Linked DNA regions of Homo sapiens: all the other regions are linked to region 1. Evidence: chromatin loops called from intact Hi-C (ENCODE). Cell type or tissue: MCF 10A. All regions are shown on one strand.

Region 1 (8,000 bases):
AAGATAAATTATTTTTGAATTATGACTTGGAAAATATTTGTGTAATTATACACACAGAGGAATGTGGCTAAAGGAACAGAAGTGATTGCCTCAGTATTCTTCAATAATTATGTTACCTTACTTTAGATTTCCCCCACCTTTTTTTTCTTCTTCTTCTTTTTTCTTTTGTCTTTTCACCTACTTTGAAGAATGTAACTATCAAAAAAACGGAATCCTGGGTAGAAATAAACCTTCTCTTTGATAAAACCCAGATGCACAGCACGAGATGCATTTCCTGTAGAGATTCATACAGGGACCAAATGGTCTGGGAATTTTTCGCTTATAATTCCACCATGTGTCCGTTTTGGCTCCACTTAGCATGTAGAGATGGAGAGTGAACCTTTGTTCATGTGTGTACTTGTGATAAGAGAATGACTGAGAAAGGATTAAGCAAGTCAGCAGCCTCATCCAAGCACAACCCCGGGCCTTAAGCAGTGACAATCAATGGAAACAGCTAACTGTGTTCTGTTGTCCAGAATAATTTTTAACATGGCAAGGGTGGAGGCAGGGGTTAGGGAGGATGAATCAAAATGATCTGGGGATTTTTAAAAATAAAAATGTATGTTTTTCTTCCTCAACCAAAATTTTAGATACTTTCTCAGGGGTGGAGGCAGGGACATGAATATTTTCTAACACCTTTTCAGCAGATTCTGATACCCATTTTTTTCCCACCCACCATGAGAACTACCAGGCTGGTATATTAATTCCACCTGTCTATGATTTGACCTCACCCCATAGCTAGCATAGTATAGCCTCAGGCCACAGTAAGCTATAGTTGGGCACTGGCTGCCTCCGTTAGGCAGGGCTGCCACCCTTGACGTCCCCATCATGGGTCAGCATATGTTTTTACACTAGGTCTACTGCCCTCCTGAATGTAATTAAATCTGTTGTTGAGTTTCCAACCTGAGCTAGAAGGGATCCTGTCCTAGTGCTACTCTTTAGTTGTTTCCATCCTGGCCCTTACCCAGCCATGGCTGTCTCTACAGGGTGAGGAGTTCTTGGGGACAAGTGGACTTGCCTGTCAAGCAGCCACCATCCCTTTTGGCCCAGTGCGTCCCAAACTTTAATGTGCTTATATGAAACACCTGAGGATCCTGCCAAAGTGTAGATTCTAATTCAGTGGGTAGGTCCAGCGTGGGTCTGAGAGTCTGAAGTTTTAACAGACCCCTGGTGCTGTGGACTACACTTTAAGCGTCAAAGCATTATATCCTGCTCCAGGTACCCAGGCTCCTGGAAGTCCCTGAGCAGAGGATGCCAAGCTTACATGGTTCTCCCTGGGTCTCTCCTGAAGACAGACTGTGATGCCAGTGTGCACTCTTCTAGACTTGAGTGGTGGCCAAGGGGGTACTTGGAGTGGAGGCCTTGTGGGCACAGGTTAGATGAGTGAGGTGTTTGAGTTACAGAATACATCCAGAGGGCAGAAGAGAAATGGGGATCATGGGATTGACTTGGTTTGGGATCAGAGGCCACACACAAACCAACTCACTCCACGTTACCATATTTTAACACAGCATTCGAAGTAGTCCAAGAATTTTAAGTTAAAAATTGTCCTTTTCAGTTGTTAATTTACATAGGAGGATAGAATTTTACTTTAACCATTTTTTAGCTTGACTATATATATTTTTAAACATAAAAACATAAAATATGTGGGCCTTCATTTCTTGCTGCAGGCCCCAAAATTGTTAAAAGTGCTACTGTTGTAGGCACTTGATTATGTAACCACCCTTTACCTCTCATCTAGGCCATTTTGAGTATAAACATCACATGACAGAAGTTCAGACTTTTTACTTGGATAGTTCTTTTGCATCTGCATGTGCTTCTTTCCTATGTTATTTGAATTCACTTGCCTCTCGTGGACCTTTTAATATGCAGCTCAGGATTTTTTGAGACCATGAATATGTATACTGGACTATGTAATACTGAATTCTTTGGGATATGGAGCAGTCACGGTTTCTTCTGGTTAAGAATGTTTGCAAATGTGACTCCACAGTTGAATAACAATGAAACCCACCCAGTTAAAAAGGCTGGCTTGCAATGTTGTTTGGCTTGTTTTTGTTGTTGTTTTTCTTAACCCATTTTCCTATTCTATTAGCATAGCATAGTTTTACAAGTCCCTGGTCAAAAGTCAAATCTTAGCTGTACCACTGATAAGCTATTGAATTCTAACTTTTCCAGGCCTCAATACATTTTTGCCTCTAAAGTAGAGATAATAATGTCATCTCATAGGGTGATAAAGAGGATGAAAGGATATAATAAACATAAAAATATTTGGAATGGTGTCTGATACATAATAATCACTCAAATAATGTTTTCTATTATTCACATTTCATCTTGTTATTGAAGCTGCCTAAATGTTCTGTCATCCCATTGATTTTTCTCTTCTTCAGAGTCCTTCATCTTCCATCATCACTTTGCTATTTAACTTTTGCTTGTTGTCTTAGTCTGTGTCTGCTGTTATAACAGAACACCACAGACTGGGTAATTTATGAAGAAAAGAAACTTATTTGGCTCATGGTTCTGGAGGCTGGGAAGTCCAAGAACATGACACCAGCTTCTGGGAAGGGTCATCCTAAGGCAGATGGCATCATATTGTGAGTGTATGTGAGACAGAGAGGGAAGTTGGCTGAACTCATCTTTTTTTTTTTTTTTTAAATCAGAAATCCACTCCTGCAATAACTAACCCAGACCTGTGATAGCAGCATTAACCCCTTCATGAAGGCAGTGCCATCATGGCCTAATCACTTCTTAAAGGCCCACCTCTTCATACTATTACAATGGCAATTAAATCTCAAAATGAGTTTTGGAGGGGGCATTCAAACCATAGCATTTATATTCCATTTTTCTTTATTAGTTTAATGTGTATGGATTTAAGAAAACTTTTCAAGAAAAACGGAAAAAGGAAATGGCTCAAAGAAAAAAGGGGTTGGAGTCACCAGATAGCAAGAGTTAGAGAAGAGAAATCACTCAATTTGCTGAGCAGGCATAGAGATTAAAGTACTGAGTATCATCTGGAAGAACTTGGTGGGAAGGCTGGCATGCTTCTCCCATTGAGGGAGGGGGCAGGGTTACTTGAATTCAGTTAAGAGCTTCCTAGGCTTATCAGGGATAGGCTTATCTCTTTGTTCCTCCCTCCCCCCACCCTCATCCTGCCATTTCACCCAACCTTGGTAAACAATCTGAACATGACTATTATAAGGCTACACCCAGACAACAGTAATTGACAAAGGGATCATTAAGGAAAAAATAGGATTAGAGTGAAGGCTTTTGAAAAAGCATTAATTTGTATCCTGCATTCTCACTCACTGACAACTCTGTTAACTAATAAGAAAGGAAAATCTCAAGTCAGTTCCTTCCTACACTGTCACCCTTGTCTTTTCTCTCATTTGCTTAAGGTATCAAGTAGAGTCAACTTCAGCTGGAAATAGTGTAGGGCTTATTCTAGGCCACAACATGGGAGCAAAACAACCAGAGATTTAGCCAAATCCTAATTTATTTACCCCATTCTGACAGAGAGAAATGTTTGTTTATTTCTGAGGCTGTGCTATGATGTGCAGTTCAAGTGCTCTGACACTTTAACGCACCATGCAAGGTTAGCAGCCTGTTCACCCTTTATTAATTTGTTGGTGAATATATTTGGATTTTCACTTCATGCCAATAAATGCAAGAAGGGATGCAGTTTTGACATTGTTTCTTTACCCTTACACTCCATGTAAACCAAAAGTTGTCTATCTGGCAGCTTAGTGGCTATATGTAAAGCCCCTGTTTACTTAATCTGAAGGTCCGTTTCATTTCTGCTTGGTTTGCAAAATAAATGAAATGAACGAGTGTGTCAGAATTAGAATTGTGAGAGTCTGAAAAAGACATTTGGGTCACTGAGTGACTAAAAGCACTCTCTGTTTACATGTTTCTTCAGTTTCTGTCGCTGCAGCTGTGTCACAGCTTATAACAACTAATCCCTTTTTATTTACATTTTACTTTATTTTGTATTAAAGGCACTATTAAGCCACGTCTTCCAAATGTGTCTGAGGTTTCATAACTATCTTAATAGTGTATACACATTACAGTTATGGCAGAGAACTTCCTCCAAGTCTGGGTTTTGTTAAGAGTGACTTTAAGAATAATAGTTTATAGGACAATTAAAACGTGTTAATCTATATTTGAAAACTTGATCTGGTTAAAAATCGGTTCCCCGTCCGCTTATATTTGCCAGTTTTCTACATCATGTAGCTGGGGTTTTCCTGAGAGGTGGAAAGAGTGGGTTGTGGGAAGAGATGGCTGGAGAAAGCCTGGGAGCTAAGCTGATTTTAGGCCTTTGGGCTGAGGTCCTGTTAACATAACCTATGTTCTGCTTCAGGGGAAAATGACGCACGGAAGGTTGGAAATGGGGTTTGAGCGAGCACACTTTTCATGCTCAACAAAGCCTAACATCATTTTACTATACGATTTGAGTTATGTGCATGCTTTTAATAAACTGATCCTCACAAAAAATAAATAGATTTGTTCTGCTTAAACTGGCATACAAAGGGCTCAGAGGAAAAAAACTCTTTAACAAACACCTCTTGGGGATTGGAAGGTAACTTCACACTCCAGCTTCACGTTGGGAACGTGTGATAACAATTTGACAGGAAGTAAGTGGATTCTGTCCCAAGCCTTGGGAATAGACTTGACCCTGAGCATAATGTGTGAGTCTGAGGCCAAGAGCTTCCCGCCCAGCAGGGGGTAGCCAAGCGCCGATGACTGGGCAGGAATTCAACCCCATAGGTTCCCATCTCTTCCCACCGCCCGTCAGCAACACAGCTCTCCCTTTCTAGAAACAGGGTTTCCCCTCCAGGCTTGGATTCTTAAATCTAAAAAGAGCCTCTCACCTGAGGCCTTCACCTGAGAGCTGGAGCCTGTGCGATGGATTATCTGGACAGGGACCCCAATGAACAGGTGGAAAAGTACATTTATCTGCCTAAGGCTTGGAATGAAAATTGGGGGTGGGGTGGGTAGAGGCAGATTTTACTCTTCTTCAGATTCTTTTCTCTGTCTCCCAGTGGGCACAGGCTGAGCCTTGCGGGGATAGAAGAGAGATAGAGAGGTTAGGCCCTGGTTCTCTGTGTAGGGTGGTATGCATGTGTGTGTGGAGGGATATGGGTGTGAGTGTGCTGTGTATATGTGTGGAAAGCGTGTGTGTAGGTGTGTTAGAAGCGTGTGTGGGTGAATATGTGTGTGGGGTGGTGGGGAGTGTGTGTGTGGGGGTGAATATGTGTGTGTGGGGTGGTGGGGAGTGTGTGTATGGGTGTGTGTGGGGGAATGTGGGTGTGTGGATGTGTGTGTGGGTAGGGAGTGTGTGTGTATGGGGTTGTGTATATGTGGGGGAAATGTGTGTATGGGTGTGTGGGTATGTATGTGTTTACGGTGAATATGTGTGTGAGGAGAGTAAGTGCATGTATGAGTATGTGTGTCTGTATGTGGGTATATGTGTGGGGTATGTGTGTGTGGGGTTTGTGTTTTGGGGGGGTGTATGTGGGTGTGTATATGTGGGTATGTATGTGGGGTGTGTGGGTGTGTATGTGTCGGGGGGAAGTATGTGGGTACGTGTGGGGGGATGTATGTGCGTATGTGTGTGGGGTGTGTGGATGTGGGTGTGTGTGTCTGTGGGTGTGTGTATATGTGGGTATGTGTGTGGGGTGTGTGTGGGAAGTGTGTGTATGTATGTAAGGTGTATGTGGGTGTGGGTGTATTTGGATGTGTATGTGTGTGGGGTTTTGGATGTGTATGGGTGTGGGGGGAGTATGTGCATGTGGAGGGGTGTGTGTGTGGTGTGCATATATGTGTTGGGGAAGTATGTATATGTATGTGTTTATGTGGGTATGTATGTGTGGGGAGTTATACGTGTGTGTGGAGGGGTGTATGTGGGTGTGTATATGTGTGTATGGGAGAAGTATATGTGGGTGTGTATGTAAGTCGGGTATGTGTGGGGAGTGTGTGTATGTATGTGGGGGTATATGTGTGTGTGGTGTGTATGTATGTTGGTGGGTGTGTATGTGTATGGAGTGTATATGTGGGTGTGTATGTGTGTGGGGTATGTGTATGTGTGTGGGGAAAGTGTGGATGTGACTGTGGGTGTGTATGTGTGTGTAGGGGGAGTGTGTGTATGATGTGTGTGTGGCTGTGTGTGTGTATGGGGGAAGTATGTGTTTATGTGGGTGTGTATGTGAGTGGAGTGTGTAGGGAGTGTGTGTATGTATGTGGGGTGTGTGTATGTGGGTGTGTATGTGTGTATCTGTGGGTGTTTATGTTTGTGGGGTGTGTGTATATGTGGGTATGTGTGTGTGTGTGTGTCTGTGGGTGTTTATGTGTGTGGGGTGTGTATGTGTGGGGGTGTATGTGGGGGGACCTGTGGGTGTGTGGGTGGTGTCAGGGGAGCCTGGATGGAGCCCCAGGACAGCCTGCTGAGGGTGGAAGCCTGGATGGCAGATGCTCAGGTCTGACTGCTGGGCTGCAGGGAAGAAAGAAATGCCAAGCTGAACTCGCAGGTAGGGAGGAGGAGAGGTGGGACAGTGACAGGTCACTAAAGAAAAAGCATTCTGAGAAAAGCCTGTGCTCCTTACGGTATGCTGCAGGGGCTGAGCCTGCGTCCCTGCTGACACCCTCTGGGAACCCCCATCGCAAGCCTCACCTTGTTGCTTCTCACTGGGGCCGTTTTCGGTTGGCGCTGCTTCTCTTTGTTCTGTTGTCCCCCAGTGCAGTGAACCCTTACATTATGGGTTTCTCTTGTAGTTCTAACCTCTAATACTCAACCATTACATCTTATCTCGTCTTCTAAATTACTCTAAAATCCAATTATAAAACCCTCTCTCCTTCAAGAGCACACAACTTGCCACATTACTGAAATGCTGGGCTGCTCTTTTGTTTTTCTAAATTAATAATAACTATACCATTTTCCGTCTGCTCTTACCATGGGACTCTTTTATATCACCACATAAAATGCATATTATGATTCTTTTTGCTTCTTTTCTGGGCTGCAAAAAAGCGAAGGATGATTTTCCAAATATTCATAAAAGATCTGTCAGTTGGTTTTTAGTGTAAAAACATTTGAAACTACAATCCTTAAAGAAGAAAGCATCTTAATATTTATCAGTTAAAATTTCACTATTGCTTTCTTTTGTATGGGCAAAATAGAAGTCTATCATTTTTAAGGTTTTAAGAGATTTGAATGAATTTTATGTGTTAGTTAAAATTTTTATGGATTGAAAACGCTTAGTTTCACTAAGATTTCAAAAGCACAAACGATTTTTAAAATCTAGGTCCCCTCGTGAGTTTCTTGAATTTACAGGAGGGCAGTGACTATTCTTAAATATAGATTCAACTTCTATAAGTTATCAAAATATTTCAGGAAGAGAGAACATGCCCAGAACATATAAGAAAAAGCTTTAACAGTATCAGGAATATCCTCAAACACTTTTTCTGACAAAAGGTTAGTCGTGGTTTTCAATGCTAGAAAATTGCTCTTAGGAAAATATGGTTAAGTTCAAATTTGATATTAGAAAAAGAAATTTGACTTGTTTTAGTATTTTATAATCACAGGCATGTAATTGAATGGTGATTGCTTTTCTTGCAAATTCTTACTTTGGTCATGTGGAAAAAGTATATTTGATATACCTAAGGCATCTGATTATGCAGTAACAAAATATGCTTGCTCTGTGATTAGTAAAAATATGTGTATGGCTAATCAGCCACTCTGCTTTCAACTTCACGAGCTTCAGCAGTGTTCAGTGGAGCTCTTCATTGTACCATCTGTATTTATGAATGATTCTTTCTCATGCTCAGATTTTAGCTGCTTAGGTTAAATATATTATAAAATGTAGGAAAGATTGGAAAAGTCCTAAATTACAAATTAAATTTCATTGAAACATTTAAATAATAACAACCTAGCTAAGTATTTTGTGTAGTTTTTGTGCCCTGAAGTTAAATCT
Region 2 (8,000 bases), 110 kb before region 1:
ATTTTCTGAGATGTATATTAACAGTTTAGAATGAGAAATTTATGAGAAAGAAGATAAAGGAATTCTGGCTGTAAAGTGAAAGTAATATTTACCTACTTCATAAAGTGATAGTGAGAACTGAATGAGTTATATTGAAAGCTCATAGAGCAGTGGCCGGCAGGTTGTGAGTTCAACAATTATTACTAACAATAGCAATTATAATTATTATTCTTTTTTGTGGCTTTTGTTGCTAAAATACTTGCTATCTTAATTTTAATTGTCTTTATTTTAAGTAACAGACTCTCTGAGAGGCAATGAATACCTCCAGTGAATTCAACTGGAGAATTTTGGGGAATAAATGTTATAATTTCTAATTCTTAGATGAAAAAACTGAATCATAGGATGGGACTTTCTATGCAACATCTTCAAATACAATCTTGATCATCACATGGATACCAAGTCCAATATAGCATCATTTAAAAATGTGAAGGGTACCAAGGTGTACTCCAGTGTGTATCAAACAGTGGGCCATGTTACAATGGTAGATTATGAGGCCAATTTAGTGGGGTTGCAACCATAATTTTAAAGAATTGAATTATTATGGAGTAGGACTGGTAAAATAAGAGTAAATTGCCTGTGTAAAGGTAAATATTGTTTGTGAAACCTTGTTTTGGTAATGTGTGCATGTATTGGTTTAACCTCTCACTGTGAGTTTTGATTATTGGTAGAGTGGAGAAACAGGGGCTCCATAGCCAGACAAACTTGGCTTCCAATATCATTGGCCTGTTTTACAGAAAAGAGCATGGAACTGTGCCTACAAGCTAACAGGCACTCAAAACAATGTCCCTTCTTTCCTGCCTCTGTCCACAGGCTGCCCCCACCTTCTCCAGTGTGGACTTGAAGTTTTGGAACCACAGAGTAATGCAACACTGACATTACACACAAGGTGTCCTTAAACAAACAGGTATCACTGTGTCATATTACAAATTCATCCAAGCTCGACACACCAGGAGCTCCGTGAGTGATCTGGGTTCTGAAGCAAGGAAAATCAATTGTATTTAAACAACGAAAAATAGTGTCTCCTGAGCTGCTCATAGCCAAGAAATCACTCTGGCCCCATTCTTAAAATAACAGGTATTTGGGTAGAACTATTGATTGTTTTCACTTTTGTTGCCTTAGCAGAATGACGCATCATCCATAAAAAATGTGAATGTGAGGACGGTGGGACCATCCTGGCACACTGAGCAGCAGGGACCTCCGAGCCCTCAGATGTCATCCAGCCAGGTGTGTGGGGGCCACTCGCCATGCACAGCTTCTCTCAGCAGAGGTGAGCTAAGAGGAGGGAGAGGATAAATGTGTTATCACATGCTGCCCATTGCTTATCACACAGGGAGCCCACATCTCCAAGTCCAGTGCATTTACTTGATATGACTTACCTTAGTTCCTTTTTTACCCGGGTGGAATGCTCAGGGGGAGGAACCGAGACACATTATTTGGTTTCACTGACATAATATTGAGCAGAAAAAGACGAATTCTCCTTCCCACCTCCTTTCCTTCTCTTCTTTTCTTCTTCTTCGTCTTCCTCCTCCTTCCCTTCCCCCTTCCTTTTCTTCTTTAATAAAACATCCATTTATGTACCAGAACTTAGTGAAACTGCTGAGGTAGTCAAGCCTGTAAATTGAACCGGTCCCTTTTACCTCCAGAAAATATGAACGCATCCTTCTGCCACGGGGCTGGCACACATGGCGGGATTATGCTACCGTTAACAGGAAGGCAGGAAAGTACATTATCACTTCAGGGCTGTCATTACCAGAGGGTTTCGCTGTGAACTATAGCATTCAGGGCAAGGCAGGCAGTGGAAAAGGGGGGCTGGGTGGGCAGGGAAGAAAAAAAGAAAATGTTGTTGTTGTTTTTCTTCCCTTAACAGGCTGACCAGAATGGTGGTGATATGAAGAGTTGGGGAATTCGACTTGAATACAAAACATAACACTGCTTTCACTTAAAAAGGTGATGACAACAGCTACCTCCTTCCATTATCCTGTAGGTACATATTTGGAAAAAGACAGGCTCAGCCACACCTGATGGCTTCAGCTAATCAATTCATGTTCATCTTAAATCTGTCAAGACAAGATCACCTATTTAGTGTTAAGCTTAAAGGGATATATTTTGTGCCAGTGAAATCTCAAAGAGATCAGTTCACTACACATTTTTTTTTTCTTGCTCCTCATAGAACAAACCCATTTTAAGATTATTTTTCCTCCTTGGTATAAATTTTAAAATTTATTTTAAACAAATCACTTATTTAATATCATAAATTACAGCAATAAAATGACCAAGAGATGAGAGTGCGTTTGACTTTTTAGGTTAGTTCATAAAACAGTTGCAAAGTTCTATATCTAAGTAGCGTTATTGCGATCTTATAACGGCAGAACTTGGGGATAGGCAGTGGAGTGAAGTTCAGAATCTTGGGCTTTGTTTTCTTCAGTCCTTCTACAAAGTTGCTTAGCACAGATACTGAACTCTTAGAGAAGTTACAATCATTTTTAATCCGTTTCTTCACAGTCTGTTTTTTGTCTGGATTCTGTTGTACAGCATAACAGATAAGCAGATCCCTAATGAGTTCAGAGCCAGCCAGTTAGTTCCTGGATATGTTACAGGTCCTTGTTAATCCAGTTAGGTATAGCAGGTTACTCATTTTTCCCATTTCTGCCCTTCACCTTGCCCTCCACTAAGATTTCTAATTTTATTGCAGAAAGATCTACCTTTTAGCAATGAAGAAATCATTATTATTTTTAAAAAGCAATAGTGGTGAGAGTAATTCTAGGCAAAGTATTACAGAAAAAGTAAACAGCATGAGATGGTGGTTCTACGATTCCCTACAAGACCATCTGTTTTCCCAATGAAAAATCTAGTGCTTCCTCGAGTTATGTTTTAAAAGGCTTAAGCAATCATTCAGATAATCAGACTTCATTGCTATGAAATTTCATCAAACTGTACTCAATCCTTGAACTCATATCTGGGTCCATTTTGCCAATCAGATAAAACTTCCTAGGCTTTTTCCTAGAGGCATGAGTGGTTAACTTGATCTTATTGCACTGCAAAAGATTTTGTGCTACACATCATTTTTCATAAAAGCTATTTGTTGTGTTAGGAGAACTCCAGAGAGACTGCTTGTTAGAATAGATTTTGGGGGTGGGGGTGGGCCAGCGCTGGTTCTGCTATGTCACTTTGGACCAAATGAAAATTCTTAGAAATTCTTACAAATTAACCTCAGAGGACATGAGGAGGCAAAAAGGTGATACAGAGGAAATTAGTGTCTTGGTAAGTAAAGATGTTATTTCTCATGAACAGACCAATAATTATAAAAAAAAAAAAACCAAAGAAATCTATAATTTGGAAGCACTGAATTCCTTTGTCTTAAGATTGTCACTTGCTTCTTCTTTCAGTTGGCATAGGGGTTAAAGCCACCTGACTCCTTTTTTTTTTTTCCTTTGTAAAGGTCAGCCAACGCATGCCCACTCTTGTCCACATGAGCACAAACAGCCTTTGCGTTGAAAAAGCACTAGGTGGTGCCCATTTTCTTTGCTGGTGAAAGGGCTGGATTCCCCAAGGGAGTCACTCTGGGCAAGTTCACCAGGCCCTGGCCCACATAGCACAGTGCACTTCTCTCACAGATGACCAGGAGCATGGTGTCACAGTCTGTCCCTTCCCTGATGCATCCTGGGGCTTGCCTGTTTTAGGAAAGAGCTTTGATTTGGGGATACAGTGTTTTTACATGTGAGGATAGGAGTAGAGGAGGGTGGTGGCAAAAAGCTTCGAGTGTTCCCTTTGAAAATGAAAGATAAGAGGAATAAAGGCTGCAACACTGCCATCTGCATTTGTAAAAAGTCATAGTATATCTCTGCCAAGGCTCTCCTCCTGCCAGATCATCTGGACAATGCAGTGCACATGCTAATTTTATTTTTTCCCACTTTTGCCTGTAATCAAACTGTGGAAATAAGGCAAATGAAGGTTAATCTTAAATTTCAATTTGTCTCTTCACAAAAATAATTATTTGTTGAATAAAGCATGGCTAAATTGAAGATTTTGCATGCCCATGTCTCCCCCCCAATACCTACCATTTGAAGAGGTGGCTTTATACTACTGAGTTCTTTCCTTTAAAAAAAATCTTATTAGGCACGCTTAACAGATTGTTGCTTTGTGTTCAAGGAGAGCAGATAACTGGCTAAGAAGATTTTTTTTTCCAGAATAATTTTATCCAGGCGATATGCCCATCGGATCTGTTTTAGAATGTAGAACTATTTAGAAAGTTTTTGTTCTTGTAAAGATCTGGTAGCAGCAATTGAGCATAATCATGTTATTGTCATAAAAAGAAAAGAAAAGAATATAACAATTTTTTTCTAGTAGACATATGTCTTGTCTGTCTATAACCTATTCCCTGAAATTTGGCCTAGTAGAGTTAGTTTGTTCAAATATATTTATTTTGTTTTAGAGAAAGCAAGAAAATTGTTTTTTTGAATGCCAAAGAAATAGATTCTTGTAGTAAAATCTTAATCTTGTTTCACAGGTTGGTGAACCATACTCCAACAGAAAGGGGACATAAGACTGTAAGTAGTTTTAAAAAGTTGAACTAAGAGAAAAGCTTTATTATGAAACTATGAGGATTATTTCTGTGCACTGGCTGCCCCGTCATATGTCGTGGCATGTGGCGGGTTGACTGCTCATTAATTCTATTTATATCAGTATGATAATCCACCCCACTGAGTATGCATGTGTTAAAATATTCATAAATTATGTTTATTGTGACCAAATATACATTAAATGCCAAAAGAAGACCATTATTTAAAGACAAAACCAGTCAACAATCAAACAAGCAAAGCCTTTTTACTGTCAGTCCAGTACATTATGTTTTATCAAATTCACATGAATTGCTTCTCCTTCCAGTGCCCCATAAGGAATGTTTATCCTTTGTTTTTAAACTATGCAAAGAAATAGACTTCACTGAAAGGAACAGATTTGGAAAACAAAAGCTGTTACATGATCTCAGACTAATAATAACATCGGCTGGAAGAAACCATCTAGGGAAATGCACTTTTGGCTTCCAAAATTATTTGATCCCTAATATACCCTTGACTTGAATTTGATGGCATTTCATAAAATCATAGACTAAGTTAAATAAAGCAGCTAACTTTTTTTGATAAACTAGGCTGCCAATAGAATTTTAAGTTTGTACATTTTTTGTTTGAAAACAAAAAAAGGATAGTTAAGAAAATCTAGAAGGTTGAGAATTGAGACCAGTAATTAAACTATACTGCGGCAGACCGTTTTGGAACTTATTACTTCCAAATGAAGCAATCCTTAACTACTCTGTTTTGAATGATTCCAGGAAGTTGAAAAAATTGAGGTGATTATTCTTTTTACAGGCTGCTTATGCAGCAACACAGCACAGTTGAAAAGTTTGAATTCCTTGTCAAAATCCAAAGTGGTTTTAGTTAAAATATATTGCCTAACTTACCCAATTCATCATATTCTGAATTGAAGCCATGAAAACATCTAGGATTATTAATTATGAGGACCATACTTCAGATTTAACCAAAATAATGATCATTTTAAAAAGTGACCTGTATGCTGGCTTAATAGTCACTTGTAATATCCTCCAGGAAACTGTTAAAAATTTCAAAACTTAAATTATACTTGAAAGGACTTTTTTTCTAAATCAAAACAATAAGTGAGGAGTAAAACAAAATAGAAAATTCTGAATTTATTTCATTGTCACCATATGCTTATTTTAAAGAAGAACACAACATTTAGAGAACAAATTAAATTTAGAGAACAACATTTAGAGAACAAATTAATTTAGAGTAAAAATTAAATGTTTTTCTCATGTCGCCAATACTTACTATAGGAGTGAAGTCATCACTTAAATTGCATGTTAATTTCAAGTAAGATTTTTTTTTTTTCCTGTATAATGACACCATTATAGAATGTTTTACTTTCTACTTTTCCTTGGAAGAAAAATGTCTTTACTTCTATACAATCTTTTAAGAAACCTAAACAGTATGGCAACCTGAACAGGTATAGGAAATCTCTCCAGGGAAATAATTCAAAATGTGGAAAAAGCCATGTATATAAAAATTTTCTTTATAACATTGTTTATAATAGCAAACATTGGAAGGCATTTTAATATCTAGCAGTGGAAGCTTGGTTAGGAAAAGATGACAACATTCATTTGATGAAATATTATGCAGTCAATAAAATTGGTATAAAGCAGTATGAGAAATATGGGATAAAATACTAAGTTAAAAAAGGATACAAGATGAAGGTGTAGCATGATTATAATAATTTTAACACATGCAAACAAAACACTAAAAGAGGATGCACAAAAGTGTTAATCATCAAATTGAAGATTGAAATGGATTTTTTACCCTCTTTTCATACTTTTATTATGTTGTCATGCAATTTAAAATGCATTTTAAAATTTCAAAATTATTATCAGTAATCAATTTATACTTTTTCTTTAGATGTCATAAATAATCACCATAGATTTTTGAGGGGAAAAATTAGACAACTCCAATTTCCAAAGATGTTAATTTTAAAACCAGTATCCCAACGTGTGGTTTTAGTATTCAAACCTAATTTGATTTCTATGGAATCATAGTGCACTTATATTTTATTAAATAATAATTCCCTCTTTTATTAAAAAAATCCTGCTTATTATATTTAACTCTAAACGACAGCTTTTTCGCCTCTCAGTTCTCAAAAACCCTGAGCAGCCATTTCAGAAAACAAAACAAAAGAAAACCCCACATATCAAAACACCACAAAACCCTCTCATTAAGCTCTCTGCAAAGTTTGAGATGTACTTTCATGTGAATCTTGGCCTCTGTACAGCACTGCTGCACAATCATTTTCATCTGAGATTTGAACATATTGGAAGAACTAGAGCCTTCCTTTCTTTTATCCTGTCATTTCCCCCGCTGGAAGTGATGGGCATATGGCAGGCACCCTCCCTAGATTCTCAAACAACAGGAGGGACCTGATTTCAATTCCTACATCCTGTCATCAGTGACTCTCGGGATATTTTGTTCTTGCAAGGCTAAGGATGTGATTCGAATTTGCCATACGGACAGAGCTTAATGCGATGCCATTTTTACCACTGGCGCCCTCAATCAGTTAATTAAACATGATATAAATCACCACATGTATTTGTTAAGTAAGATTAATATGGCAAAGTCAAAGTAAAAAATGAGGAATCCTCCCCATCCTAGGAGTGTGAATCACTGATAGGAAGATTACACTTTTGGAAACTCAATACTTTTGAGCAGGCTTTGTTGGTTTAATCCCTCAGACTGCTTTGTGCAACTTGAAACCTAGAGCTGTCATCTTTAGCCAAAATTTCAGCCATAACTTCCTCAGCTTTCACCCCATTATTGAAATCAGCATTCACAATACTTAACAAAGATCAAACCTTTCAGCGGACCACGGGGCAGCCTCTTACCACCTGGGACACCAGAAACATGTTTAATAAATATTTCATTTTGTTTTAACATGAAGACTCCCTGGTTTCAATTTTTTTTTTCTTTCCTGGGGAGCTAAGGGCTACCACCAAGCTGCACATTCCGTCACTATGGTCAGTTAGGTTTATAGCCTTAATAAAAGGATTTGCCCCCCTTCACATGCTAGGGAGCCTTGTTAAACCACAGCAATTATAGAAACACAAGATAGGTGCTCTGCAAAGATCAAAGCTCACTTAAAGACAGCTCTGTAGGAATTTGGAGCTCTCTTTGAAAAGTGCTCAGTTTACAAAGTATAGAGGTATTAAACCCTAGGAATTAAAAACTTATTTTAGAATAATGTTTAAAGTCTGACAGTAGTTAATATGGGATCTCCTTCAGTCACTCTTTGTGTATTATTTCTAATATCTATTCACGGCATACCTATAATAGCTCCAAAGGAACCATTACGCTCAGAAGACATACGCATATGATGGATCCTTAATACCAAATGCATTACCTACTCAG
Region 3 (8,000 bases), 440 kb before region 1:
GTAAAGTATTTTATTTCTCCTTCACCTATGAAGCTTAGTTTGGCTGGATATGAAATTCTGGGTTGAAAATTCTTTTCTTTAAGAATATTGAATATTGGCCCCCACTCTCTTCTGGCTTGTAGAGTTTCTGCCAAGAGATCCGCTGTTGGTCTGATGGGCTTCCCTTTATGGGTAACCCGACCTTTCTCTCTGGCTGCCCTTAACATTTTTTCCTTCATTTCAACTTTGGTGAATCTGACAATTATGTGTCTTGGAGGTGCTCTTCTCGAGGAGTATCTTTGTGGCATTCTCTGTATTTCCTGAATTTGAATGTTGGCCTGCCTTGCTAGATTGGGGAAGTTCTCCTGGATAATATCCTGCAGAGTGTTTTCCAACTTGGTTCCATTCTCCCCATCACTTTCAGGTACACCAATCAGACGTAGATTTGGTCTTTTCACATAGTCCCATATTTCTTGGAGGGTTTGTTCGTTTCTTTTTATTCTTTTTTCTCTAGACTTCCCTTCTTGCTTCATTTCATTCATTCCATCTTCCATCACTGATACCCTTTCTTACAGTTGATCGCATCTGCTCCTGAGGCTTCTGCATTCTTCACGTCATTCTCAAGCCTTGGCTTTCAGCTCCATCAGCTTCTTTAAGCACTTCTCTCTATTGGTTATTCTAGTTATACATTTGTCTAAATTTTTTTCAAAGTTTTCAACTTCTTTGCCTTTGGTTTGAATTTCCTCCTGTAGCTTGGAGTAGTTTGATTGTCTGAAGCCTTCTTCTCTCAACTCGTCAGAGTCATTCTCCCTCCAGCTTTGTTCCGTTGCTGGTGAGGAACTGCATTCCTTTGGAGGAGGAGAGGCACTCTGCTTTTTAGAGTTTCCAGTTTTTCTGCTCTGTTTTTTCCCCATCTTTGTGGTTTTATCTACTTTTGGTCTTTGATGATGGTGACGTACAGATGGGTTTTTGGTGTGGATGTCCTTTCTGTTTGTTAGTTTTCCTTCTAACAGACAGGACCCTCAGCTGCAGGTCTGTTGGAGTTTGCTAGAGATCCACTCCAGACCCTGTTTGCCTGGGTACCAGCAGTGGTGGCTGCAGAACAGCGGATTTTCGTGAACCGCGAATGCTGCTGTCTGATCGTTCCTCTGGAAGTTTTGTCTCAGAGGAGTACCTGGCCATGTGAGGTGTCAGTCTGCCCCTACTGGGGGGTGACTCCCAGCTAGGCTGCCCAGGGGTCGGGGTCCGGGGTCAGGGACCCACTTGAGGAGGCAGTCTGCCTGTTCTCAGATCTCCAGCTGCGTGCTGGGAGAACCACTGCTCTCTTCAAAGCTGTCAGACAGGGACATTTAAGTCTACAGAGGTTACTGCTGTCTTTTTGTTTATCTGTGCCCTGCCCCCAGAGGTGGAGCCTACAGAGGCAGGCAGGCCTCCTTGAGCTGTGGTGGGCTCCACCCAGTTCGAGCTTCCTGGCTGCTTTGTTTACCTAAGCAAGCCTGGGCAATGATGGGTGCCCCTCCCCCAGCCTCACTGCTGCCTTGCAGTTTGATCTCAGACTGCTGTGCTAGCAATCAGCGGGACTCCATGGGTGTAGGACCCTCCCAGCCAGGTGCAGGATATAATCTCCTGGTGCGCCATTTTTTAAGCCCGTCGGAAAAGCGCAGTATTAGGGCAGGAGTGACCTGATTTTCCAGGTGCTGTCTGTCACCCTTTTCTTTGACTAGGAAAGGGAACTCCCTGACCCCTTGCACTTCCCAAGTGAGGCAATGCCTTGCCCAGCTTCGGCTCGCGCACAGTGCACTGCACCCACTGTCCTGTGCCCACTGTCTGGCACTCCCCAGTGAGATGAACCCGGTACCTCAGATGGAAATGCAAAAATCACCCGTCTTCTGCTTCGTTCACACTGGGAGCTGTAGACCAGAGCTGTTCCTATTTGGCCATCTTGGCTGCTTCCGACATAGTGCAAATTTCTGACTTTTGATTCATATTCCTTTTAGGCCACAGTTTCAAGGAAGGTCACAGTACATGAAATCCATTGTTTAATACAAGTGGCTTCTCTTTGGCAGAAGGTTTGTTCACTGGTAATTGTTAAGCCCTTCTAAGATCTGTGTGTGCTCAAAGAATGAGGACAGTCACTTTCTGGACACTGGTGAGACAGTCTCCTGAACCAGTCCTCTGCTCTGAGTGACATGCATCTGCTCCTGGGTCTTCAGCAGGTCTTGGGTTTTCTCACCTCTGCACATTCGCTGACCCAAGTTCGCAATTTATGATCTTCTGCTTCTTTCTATCTCTTCCCATTCCTTCCCCTAAGCCTTCCAGGCCCAGTGAAAACCCCACCTCCTTTGCAAGGTCACCTGACCAGGCCAACCTAACCATAGGGCTTCATCTTTTGAGGTCTCTCCTTTGGCCTTTTGCTGCATCATTTGCTCATTATCTCCTCATGTCCACATGTCCAATCTCCCAACTAGATTTAGATAGGTGATATCAAAAATGTTAAAGCAGCTAATCATCTACTCTAAGCATCTCGGTCTTCTGACTCCTAATCCAGTGCTCTTTTGACTGTGCCATGATGTTCCTTATGAATTTTCCCATGCCCATTAACTTTTGGGGGTGGTAATTTATTCATTTATTGAGTCATGATTAAGCAAATATTTATTGAGTGGCTACTAGATGACAGGCTCTACCCTAGGGACTGGAGATACAGTAGTGAACAAGACAGACCTTGTCCACTTTCTTGAGAAGCATATATTTTAGAGGAGAATGCAGAAAATAAGCAAGTAAACATGCCAGATAATCTTAGAGAATGAGAAGCACTATGTATAAAATTGAAAAGGATAGATGGGGTGATAGGCTAGAGAGAGATGGTAGTGAAATGAGCATGCTACTTTAGCTAGGGTGGGCAGCAGAGGCCTCTCTGAAGATGGCACTTGAGCTGAGGTCTGACTGATGAGTTGGGGGTGATCATAGGGGGATCTGGAGAAAAGCAGTGCATGCAGAGTGAAGAGCAAGTGGCAAGTACCTAGGTCAAAATGAGCCTGATGTATTAGATGAGAAAACTATCAGGGTGGCTGGAGGGCAGTTAGCAAGAGGAAGTGGAACACAGGTGATGAGTAAAAAGTTTGCCAAGGTAGATAGGGCCCAGGATATGCAGGCCAAGTGAAAGGTTTGCAGACCATTCTCAGAGGAAGGGGAAGTCCTGGAGGGTTTCATGTAGGGAAGTGACATTGTATGTTACAAATTTGAAGCAGAGGACTCTAGTTTGTAGCAGGAGATTCCTTTTCTTCTGCCTTTGCTTTTACGGTTTTGTTTTGTTTTGTTTTTTTTTTTAATAAAATTGGGGTATACTATACATAAATGGGATACATCTTAACTATCCAGTTGCATACATTTTTACTTATGTATGTACCCGTGTGGCTGCCACCCAAATTAAGATACATAACAATTCCGGTACACCCCAGAAGGCTCTCATGCCCTGCCCAGTCATTCCTCCACTACTTTCATGATGCCTTCTATCACCACTGATTAGTTTTGCCTATTTCTTAACAAAATGTAAGTGAAAGCTTGTTGTATGTACTCTTCTGTGTTTGGGCAGTATTGTTATGTACTATTCCATCATATGAATATGTCACAATTTATTCATCCTACTAGTGATGGACTTTTGGGTTGTTTTCAATTTCAGGCTATTATGAATAAAGCTGCTATGAACGTCCTTGTACATGCTTTTTGATGGATGTGTGCACTCATTTAGGTTGGCCAGGAGTGGAATTGCTAGGTCTTAGGATTTAGCTATTTAGTAGATACCATGAAGCAGTTTTCCAAAGTGTTGTACCAATTTATACTCTCACTAAAAATGTATGATACTTCTAATTTCTTCTTATCCTTACAAATACTTGGTATTATCAGTCCTTTTAATTTTAGCTATTTTGGTAAGATTGTAGTGGGTGGGAGTCTCATTGTGGATTTTTTTCCCAGGGGAAAGAGGGTTTTTTAAAAAATATATACTATTTGTTTACTATTCCAACCTCCCCAGTATCGATATTGTGGTGTTGATTATGTGGTTTGATTTTAAAAGTTTGGATTTCAGGCTGCCTGGCTTGCATTCCCCATTTCCAACACCACATTATTTTTTTCCTTGCACTACCCCCAAGAGCAGTATAAAACCCAAACATGCCAATATGACATCATCAGTTCATTGTCTTCTAAGAATGTAATATTTCATCTTTTGTAGGGTGACCCTATTCCAGGATAGAAACGAAAATAGAAAACAGGACTTAGAACTTGAAAGGGAAAATTTGGGTCAGCCTCCAGCTTAATGCAGTTGCCATTCTTGAAGCCAAAAGGCCGTCTAGTCAATGCACAAAGAGAGTTGCTGAAGAAGTGGGGACTGTTGGTTTCATTACATGCTCATTATACTACTGTATCAGAGTGGTTAGGATTTTGCCCTAACGATGAAATAAGAGTGTTATGCTTCATTTCCTGTTTTGGAAAACAGAGTCTTTGACTTAAAAAAGGCTAATTGCATATTGTTTTTAAAAATTGGGTTGATTCATCGTATCATAATTAAACTAATTAGAGTACTATTATTTTCCAACAGCTTTAATGAGTTCTTCTGTTTGGCAGGAAAGCTGAGACCAAATAATATTGCCATTTGTGAAAAGATGGAGGAACTCTATTCATTTGCATTTTGGTTAATAAGATTTGTGCATTAATCCAGTTATACTTTGTTCTCTTGAGTTTGGCAAACTTCTAAAATTTTCCAATTTTCTACCATGTCTCTCCTTCCCCACCTCCCATCTCTTCCTTAGAGAATTCCTGGCGTCTGATTTAAAATAGGTGGAAACATTCTGTTTCCAGCCGAGGCTCCCCAGCTTGGTTGGAATGCTGGTCTGGTTGTAATAGAGCCTGCTTTTGGCCAGCAGCTCTTAAAATAGCTCCTCAGCTTATAAAGCAGAAAATAGAAGTTTGGGCAGCCCAGTGTTTGCTTGCAGGGTGCTTCTGGCCGCTTGCTTTGGGGGGCACTGTTGCTCCAGCATGAGAATTCCAGCGGGCTGTGGTGAGTGATGGCTCTCTGTTGCGCAATTTTGTATCTGCACTCCTTGTCAAGTAATCATTACAAATGTTTCGTGGAGGAATGAGCTGGCTCCCAGCAAAGGTCTGCTTCTCTTAGAAGCGAGGGCCTGAGGGGTGGGGATTGGTCTGTCCGTGGTAAAATTTCCCCCTTTGACAGTGTAATTAAGTGCTAATTAACTAAATGAGTGTAAATGTTGAAGGCTGAGATAAATATCTACATTTCCTTAATCTTATTTTCCCCTCTAAAATTTGATAAAGAAAATTTGGATTTAATGGAGGATATATGTCAAAATTGTTTTTAAAGATTGCAAATCTGTTTAGAAGGAACTTGGTTCGGATTTCTACAGGAAAAGTTAACAGCATATAAATATAGAAGAGGTACAATAAAATGTGGATGTGATATTGCAATAATTATGTTAAGGAGGCTTAGTGGAGCTACCTTTTTGAAACATCTGGTTTGTTTCTGTTCTTTCCATATCCTGCAGATGTTGCTGAATCCATAAAATATACTGACAGGAGAATACATTAGCCTGCGAAGTCATTCCAATGAATAAAGCCAAGGGTAGCCTCTTCACTTTCTAAAAAATCTAGTTAGAAAAGAATTCTGCTTTCAGAATTCAGCAGGCAGAGATTAGGCCAATAATTGAGAGGGGCCCAGGGCCTTCTAAAAGTGTCAATAGTGATCTGTTCTTGCCAAAGGGGAAAAGAGGGGCTTTGTGGAGGGGCAGTCAGAGTAATAAATGGGAATCTTTGTAATTCAAGCACTTTCTCATTACCTTCTGTGGTTAGTGATTAAAAGTGGGACTGAAGAAAAGGCAAGGGAAGCCCACTCCTTCCCAGCTTGGTAGCAGAGCGAAAGGATCTTGAGCCCATCTTGAGCCCCGTTACCCTTCCTCTCCTGCTGGCCTCTGGGGCTGGAAAGAAGACCCAGAGCCAGGTAGAGGGCTCACAGACTCACGGGCAAGTGCCTTGGGAAGGGGATGCATAATCGAGATGCCATCTGTGGCATTGAGCTGATGACAGCTGCATGATGCCCTGGCTCTCCTGTGTCAACACCCTCCCCAGGCAGGAAACGACAGCGGTAGGCGCATGTGTGCTGAGCCTTCGGGAGAGCACACACAGGCATCCTAAAGGAGTGGGCATGGAGAGCTGGAGTTTATTAAGTAGGGGTTGGTTGCCTGTGAGATTAACACCCTGAAATAAATGCAAAGTTGAGAAATATTTTGGCTTCCAGCCAACTTGGCAGGAAGATTTAGGAACCTGGAATGGTCAGAAGGACAAAGCCTTAAAGGACCCATGTTAAGTTTAGTTTCTGGCCAGCTGTGATCTCTAAATTTCCCCACCATTTACATCACTCCTTTGTGTTACAGCATCATGTGTTCAGAAGGCCCCTATTAAAATGTGTAACAGATGTTTTTTTCTGGCCACCAGCCTGTCAGACAAGTAGGACATACTCATATAAACCCATTGGTGAAAAACTAGTATTTCTCTGGCTCTGCTCTAAGTTGTTGACCTCCAGTTGCTGACATCCAGTCCTATCTGCGATCTTCCTTCTGGGCCAAAGGGACAGATCTCTGCTGTGTCTCACAAAAGACTGTTTCTTGCTTGTTCTCTTAGGGCTCCTGGCTTCATGTCACTAGGGAGGGGTCTCTGCTGCTTGCTGTCCAAGCCTTCCATTTCATTAACAGTTTTGTGTATGGCTCCACCAGGCACTTAACTCCTGACTGCACCATTTACCCCTGTCCCTGGGTCATAGGAGATCACTTATTGAAGTTCCACAAGAGCTCTCCCTCCTCAAAGATTGAGTTTAGATTCCTCTCAGCTACCTGCCCCCACTCCCCAACACCCCAGGGTTATACCTCCCTTCTCCTTTTCTTTTGCAATGTACTCATTTCTGTTTTGATTCTTCAGCTGTAATTCTCAATGCTCAATTGACAGATTAAACCCAATATGAGCAGTTTTTATTCCCTTTGGGAATGTTTGACACTAATGTAAATGTGTTGCTTAAGAAAGGAGGTTTAGCCTCATTGCCATTGCCATTAATAATGATAGAATAATAATTTTTAACATTTATAACATCTTTTAGAATGAACGATATCCTTTCTCATCTACTAGTTCAGCTGATTCTCACAGCAATAATGATATCGGAAGGGCAGAAATTAGGATGTTGAGGTTATGGGTGAAGAAATTGATGCTTACAGAAAGTAAAGCTATTTCTTCAAGGTCGTGTAGCCGGAGAAACTGGGATTCAACTCATGTTAGAATACACATTCAGTGTTTTTCCTAGACATAGCAAGCCCTTACTAATACTTTACCATGATAGGAACTTAAACAGGTAGTCACAGGATGGAAATGTTTTTGTAGGGCAGTGTAGATATGCTAAGGATGGGAGAGTTACACAGAAATGAAGAAAAAGAATTTGGAGCTGCTTTTTCTTAAAATGTGTTCTGCAAACTTTTAATAGGTTAGGGAAAGAGTTCCATAGCAAAATAGGTGTTGTTAGGAAAAGAGTTCTATAGCAAAATCAACTTCATAAATATTAAATTTAATAAAGTCATACAAATTTCTTGATTATAGCACTCTCAGAGCCTTTGACACACATTATCAATTCCCAGGGCAGGAATCAGATGTACTATGAGCATTTTGCAAACATGTTTGACATGGGGCCCTTTTTGACTAAAGCGTCTCCTGAGGACATACTTTGGGGCGGGCACTATCATTTACTACCTGAGAGAGTAGGTGGACGGGTCACAGAGGAGAGGGCTGAGAACTGCTAAGATGTCAGGAAGAGAATCTAGAAGTCATGTTTATTCTGCTATGTAATTACTGGATCAAATAATTTTATCAACCAATTTAGGAGGCTTTATGTTAAGGCCCTATAAAAAGTAAAACTGGTATGTCAGTGTTTCATATATAAGGATTTATTAGAAGAGAAACTGGCAAGACTAAGG

Evidence for each region. Peaks named below come from ENCODE experiments on the same cell type or tissue, not always from the same donor. Only the 100,000 strongest peaks of a DNase experiment are listed, where the experiment ranks them.
Region 2: it touches region 1 in a loop (9-fold over the local background); 2 of 110 quality-filtered maps call a loop at or near these places.
Region 3: it touches region 1 in a loop (7-fold over the local background); 4 of 110 quality-filtered maps call a loop at or near these places.

Annotation. Positions count from the first base shown.
Region 1 is chr2:67,212,199-67,220,198 of GRCh38, reverse strand. All of the region lies in intron 1 of LINC01828 (long intergenic non-protein coding RNA 1828), which reads right to left. LINC01829 (long intergenic non-protein coding RNA 1829) reads left to right here and starts at 4,880. Exons shown (of 8, transcript NR_038844.1): 1 at 4,880-4,971. It overlaps LOC101927661 (a long non-coding RNA gene), which reads right to left and starts at 6,791. Exons shown (of 4, transcript NR_110568.1): 1 at 6,704-6,791. In MCF 10A, a CTCF peak has its summit at 4,755 (motif pointing right); a DNase peak (open chromatin) is centred at 4,758.
Region 2 is chr2:67,318,391-67,326,390 of GRCh38, reverse strand. No RefSeq gene overlaps it. Among named protein-coding and RNA genes, the nearest start is that of ETAA1, 75 kb to the left of the region's middle. In MCF 10A, CTCF peaks have their summits at 3,353 and 3,553 (motif pointing right); a DNase peak (open chromatin) is centred at 3,550.
Region 3 is chr2:67,647,998-67,655,997 of GRCh38, reverse strand. It overlaps LOC105374786 (a long non-coding RNA gene), which reads left to right and starts at 4,968. Exons shown (of 4, transcript XR_001739524.2): 1 at 4,968-5,032. In MCF 10A, a CTCF peak has its summit at 4,976; DNase peaks (open chromatin) are centred at 5,037 and 6,277.